2 separate regions of the Homo sapiens genome follow, and region 1 is linked to region 2. A link is a contact called in ENCODE Hi-C or POLR2A ChIA-PET data. All regions are on one chromosome and are shown on one strand. Each heading gives the region's core, a stretch centred on a gene start or an enhancer-like site at or near the end of the contact. The rest is flanking DNA. Distances are from core to core; before and after follow the strand shown.

Region 1 (2,700 bases), core at 26-2,525, 37 kb after region 2:
AAACGTCATCCATGAGTTAAGTATTTCTTAAGACATATAAAACTAAAATGTTTAAATATTATAAAACTTACAACTAAAATTGCTTTCTTTTTTTATTATTATAAAATTTCATTTTCCCTGTACTCATTTTTTCCTCATTTTCTTAGTTATTTAAACTTCTCTTACAGACATTTTCATCAGTATTTTAGTATGCTTTATACAGAAGAGGTTTTCTGTTTTGCTAACTTGTTCTACAGATTTCCTAAAAGCTACTGGAAACATTGTTAATCTGTATCTGAAATAATCAGCTACCAACTGTATCAAAAGCACTTCCTTTTATTTGACCTGTGAATTACTTATCTGAAGCTTCAAAAGATGCCTAAGCTATTTTTGTAGTGAATAAGTCAGCATTGCCCTCTTCAGGTGCCTCATAGTGTTAGAAGCTTCCACCAGATCAAAAGTTCATTCTTCATCTTTCCAGATGGAAGAAGAGCATAAATTTTTTAAACAGTGCCTCACATCCTCTTAATCATTCTAGTTTATTTTTAATTTTTCTGAATCTCAATTCCCTTACTTACAAAATAAACCAATTAGACTGTATATACAATTACATTTGAGAACATGGGCTCTGGAGTTAGACAGATCCAGAAGCTCCAATACTTTCCAACTGTGTGACCTTGAACAATTACCCAACTTTCTTCCTCAGGATTCTCATCCATAAAACTGGTTATTAGTAATACCTGCCTCAGAGAGTTGTGATGCAGATAAATTAGATAAGGCTTAAAACCACTACACAGTTTTGTCGCCAGCCCAACCCCAGGCCAAACCCCGATTCAGGTACCTCATTGTGCTGCATCTGAATTCCTTTACTATACTCTACGATGTACTATGTGATCTGGCCCCTACCCACAGGTTTAACAGCAACTCACTGGGGTCTTCTCCCTTCCCCTGAGCTCTGGCTGTGCCAGCCTTCTGTTGTTCCTAGAACACCCAAACTACAAGTTCAATGCCATTGCTGTACCCACTGCCTAGAACACCTTCCCCTCATTTCCCATCTCTTCTTAGGACTAGTTCCTTCTCACTCTTCTGGTCTCAGTTTATATATGCGTTTTTCTCAGAAAAAGTCCACCCTGACTACTCTATAGATTGTTTTGGTTATGTGGGATTCTTTGTGTCCCTAACTAGCCAGAAAGCCTGTGAGGGCAGGGACAACGAACACCGAAACCTAGAACAATGTTTGGTAACTAGCAGGTACTCAATAAATATGTGTGAAATGAAAGTGCTTAGCATAGTGTTTAGCTGACTGAAAAAATAGGTTAGGAGCAGGATGTGAAAGACCTCATGTGCCATGGTAGGCAGTTTGGCCTATATACTGCATGAGACAGGGATTCATCACAGGCTTTTAAGCAGAGTAATGAATGACCAGATGTTTCCAACACCCTAGTTCTAATCAGCAGTCTTTTAATCATAAACAAAAGCACATCTTGTACAACTCCTGCTTATGATTAGTCGTTTTCCTAGTTATGTATATATGACTGTCACTCACATTTAGCCTGTAGACAGGATTTATCTAATATACACATAATTGCTTCCAAAATGTCATCCATATTAGGCAAATAGAGACTGTATTGGCCACACTGGGAGTCAGCTTTACCTAAGGGCAGGGGCAAGGAGGGACATTTCACTGGTATTACCTCATTAATGATGAGCACTAGAAGGGAGATTCTTGACCTGGAAACAGCAGCCTTGGTAGTAAGGTCAGGGCAAGATTATTACGGAATTCTATAATGAGCTGGCTTTGAGAGGGCAAATGAGTAGGCCATCTTGCTGCTGGCTGAGACACCTTAAGCAAAAAAGCCCTGTTGGCCTGCATCTTTAAGTGGAAGTGTTAAACTTTGGGCTGCATGATGCTTTCTTATTAACTCCTCCCATGATCCCCTATCCTTGCCCCTTTTATTAAGTGTCCTTTTAGCTTAATTTTAGCCGAGAAAAGCAGCTATGAAAGTTGATCTAGGTTTTATAATTTTGAAAGAATGGTTGGTATAAAATATTTTTCAGAAAAATAAAAAACTTCTGGGTGCCAAAATACATCATAAACAAACCCAAAATACAGGGTGACCAAAAATATATTTGTAAAAAAGCAAAGTCCCTTAATGTATAAAGAACTTTTGCCTGTAGTCCCAGCTACTTGGGAGGCTAGGGCAGGAGGATTGCTTGAATTCAGGAATTCGAAAGTATAGTGCGCTATGATCATGCCACTGCACTCCAGCCTGAGCAACAGAGCAAGACCCTGTCTCTAGAAAATAAATAGAATAAATTTAAAAAGACTTTTAAAAAGAACTCTTACAAATCATTAAGAAAAAGATACATCTTGAGATTTTTTTCGCCCAAGATGGCTGACTAGAGGCTTTTCTAGCACACTTCATAAACTCAGAAGAACCAAAATAGTGTGTAGACAATCATACTTTGAACATATTATCCATGATAATATGTTTGACATGAAAAGCAATGAGTCCAACAGAAAAGCAAAAAGAAACTCCAAAATCTGAGAAGAAGGAAGGTAGGTAGCCCGTATGGCCAGGACCGGCCAAAAACCAGGAGTGAATCCCCAATATGGAAAAGGGTACATATCTCTCTGTGGTCCACTTTCCCACTAGGGAATCGAGCAATCCAGACCACAGGAAAGTACCTTGCCCCTTCTAAGCCCTAGATCTAACATGC
Region 2 (2,700 bases), core at 86-2,585:
TATGGACACGCAACACCATGCCTGGCTAATTTTTGTATTTTTTTTGTAGAGACAGGATTTTGCCATGTTGCCCAGGCTTGAACTCCTGGGCTCAAGTGATCTGCCCACCTCAGCCTCCCAAGGTGCTGGGATTACAGGGTAAGCCACAGCACAGGTGAGTTACATATAATTGTTTTTCCTTTTTTATACTTTTCTGTATTTCCTAAGAATTTTTCTGTAGGTGTATATTAACTTAATGAAGTCGTCCATTCAATAAATCTCAGATTAAATTGTAATAAGGAAAAGAAGGCAAAAAATAATGCAGGGAAGAAAGACAGTAAGGAGGGGTTTCTGACTTGATAGGGTGGCCAGACAAGACTTCACTGAGAAGGTCCAAATCATGTTTTTGAAGGATATTAAATGTCATAGGAAAACATAATACAAAACTATATATAGACTGATTCCAATTTTCTATCAACTTATGCATACAAAGAGAAAGGATGTAAATCAATATTAATACTGGCTATTTTTCAGTGGTGAGTTACATATAATTGTTTTTCCTTTTTTTATACTTTTCTGTATTTCCTAAGAATTTTTCTGTAGGTGTATATTAACTTAATGAAGTCGTCCATTCAATAAATGTTTATTCAGCTCCAACTATGTGTAAAGTCATTTCTAAATGCTGAACTTACAACAGTAAACAAACAAACAAACAAAAAAGACTAATCTTTACCCTCATGGAACTTAAACTCTAGTGGGAAATTCAGACAATTAACAAGATAAGTAAGAAAATATATATATACATAATCTCAGATTAAATTGTAATAAGGAAAAGAAGGCAAAAAATAATGCAGGGAAGAAACACAGTAAGGAGGGGTTTCTGACTTGATAGGGTGGCTAGACAAGACTTCACTGAGAAGGTAACACATGTGCAAGGAAAAAAAATGGAAGAAAAATAACAATTGAGAAACAGAAATAGTTACCAGAAAGGAAAAGTTAGTATCAATGATATAAAGGATGTTAATTATTTTAAGAAGAAAAGGTGGCTGTTCCTGTCTAAAACAGGAGAGTAATGAAGAAATCATGAGCACTGAGTTGGATATACCACACGAATGAATGGAAATCCAGATTTGAGCTTCCGAGGACAGAGTGATTAGTGAAAGAATGGTAAGACGTCAGCGGAGAAAAAATAGCCAGAGAAAAGGGAGAAAATAAAAGATAAGAACAAACTGGGAAAGAGAGAAAAAAGAAGGAAAGCTGGAGAAGGGGGAAAGGAACACAAACACACACACATGCAGAGGCTTTATTTCTTGGAGAGATAAAAAGCACCATGAGCTGGGTGGCTGGCAGCTAACACTGCAATGAGCAGGGGCCCAGGCAAGCAGGAGTGAGCAAGACGAATCACCACGAGTCAAGTTAGTTCTGCATGGCTGAGTAATTGACCACAAGATAACACTAAATCTCTTGAACCTGCTCCAAAGATAAGTCCTTGGACATCTACTCTTCGTGTAGTAGTTTTTGGAAGAGAAGAAAACAACTGGTGAATTTGGCACTAAATCTGACATATGACTTCTGTAAGGGGAAAAAAATTCCAAAAGATGGGCCCAGTCTTTTTATTTTTAGCAAAATTATGTAAGGTCACAAATGAGTTTATTCAGCATAAATGCAACTTGGTAAATCTTTCTGATAACGCTCAAGTGATTTTGTCTCTTAGAGAAAATCCAACCACAGCCTGCTTTCCCCATGTACAATATTTCTATGGCTATGTCCATTAGAGGAAAGAGTCCACAGTCTATTCGGAAAGCAAAGCATACTTACCACAATACGTATAAATAAGTTTGGAATCAATAAAGCGGACTCTGAGATTATGGAGCACAGCAGGCTCATGAAGATAGCTGAGGGCTGTGAGGTCATTTTCACCAACAAGTATGTCAGGATTTCGTAAGTGAGGCAGCTCCTTGGTCTTTGGATCTAGATGGTATTCCAAATCCTGAAAATGCACAAGGCACAGCATCTGGATGAATTATGGCAAGGACTGTGAAAGAGGCCCATGCATTTTGCTTACTTCCTATTCCTGATTTGCTTCTCAGCTATTAAATGCATTATTTTCCTAGCACCTTCCAATATCACAGAAACTGGTGGAGATGGAAACAATATGAAGTGCGTTTTCATTAGACATACCAACCTGTATTAACAATTTTTGCTAATATACTTTGAAAGCCATAGCCTAGACCTTTTTCACCCACGTACTGAATCAGAAGTTTTAAACTTTTAAATATGTTTCTCTCCTCCAACCCCTTTTACCTATAAAAAAGTGGCGGACAATATAAAAGAGTGGTCGAGAGCTTGGCTCTAGGATCAGATTGCCCAGGATTCAAATCCTGATACTAATACTTACTTTTTATGTGGTCTTGAGTTACAGTATTTCACCCAAATCCTTCATTTGTAAAATGGGCTAACAGGGTTGTGGTAAAAAAGTAAATGAGGCAAGTCCGGCATGTGGTAAGTACTTAGGAATCCTTAAACCACTAGATACCCAAGAATCCCCTGAAATTACGTGCAACAACTCTGTGTGTATGTGCACATATGTGTACTTTTTTTGAGGCAAGACAATTCATAGTTTTCATGAGATTTTTGTTTTGTTTGCTTTTTGTTTTTTTCTGTGCATATGCTTATTCATTCATCAGATTTAGGCCGGACACAGTGGCTCACACCTGTAAT

What was found. A loop is a pair of places that touch in the nucleus more often than their neighbours do. ChIA-PET counts read pairs that join two places held with the same protein, here RNA polymerase II (POLR2A). Pooled maps may share reads with other maps.
Region 1: a map of IMR-90 shows a loop between it and region 2 (2.1-fold over the local background). The contact joins two enhancer-like sites. A Hi-C loop is called at or near these places in 5 of 168 maps with a recorded cell type or tissue (B cell, CD4-positive, alpha-beta memory T cell, IMR-90 and 2 more), 3 of 37 single-sample maps with no recorded cell type and 5 of 50 pooled maps. POLR2A ChIA-PET finds 5 or more read pairs at or near these places in 8 of 52 experiments (GM10248, IMR-90, OCI-LY7 and 5 more).

Annotation. Positions count from the first base shown.
Region 1 is chr15:52,463,381-52,466,080 of GRCh38, forward strand. All of the region lies in intron 1 of MYO5A (myosin VA), which reads right to left. Among named protein-coding and RNA genes, the nearest start is that of MYO5A, 64 kb to the right of the region's middle. RefSeq lists an enhancer at 2,383-2,700. Within about 2 kb of position 1,276, at least 6 of the 41 ENCODE cell types and tissues checked have a DNase peak (open chromatin) inside an H3K27ac peak, as active enhancers do.
Region 2 is chr15:52,426,601-52,429,300 of GRCh38, forward strand. MYO5A (myosin VA) reads right to left here. Exons shown (of 42, transcript NM_001382347.1): 3 at 1,798-1,969. Among named protein-coding and RNA genes, the nearest start is that of MYO5A, 100 kb to the right of the region's middle. Within about 2 kb of position 1,336, at least 4 of the 41 ENCODE cell types and tissues checked have a DNase peak (open chromatin) inside an H3K27ac peak, as active enhancers do.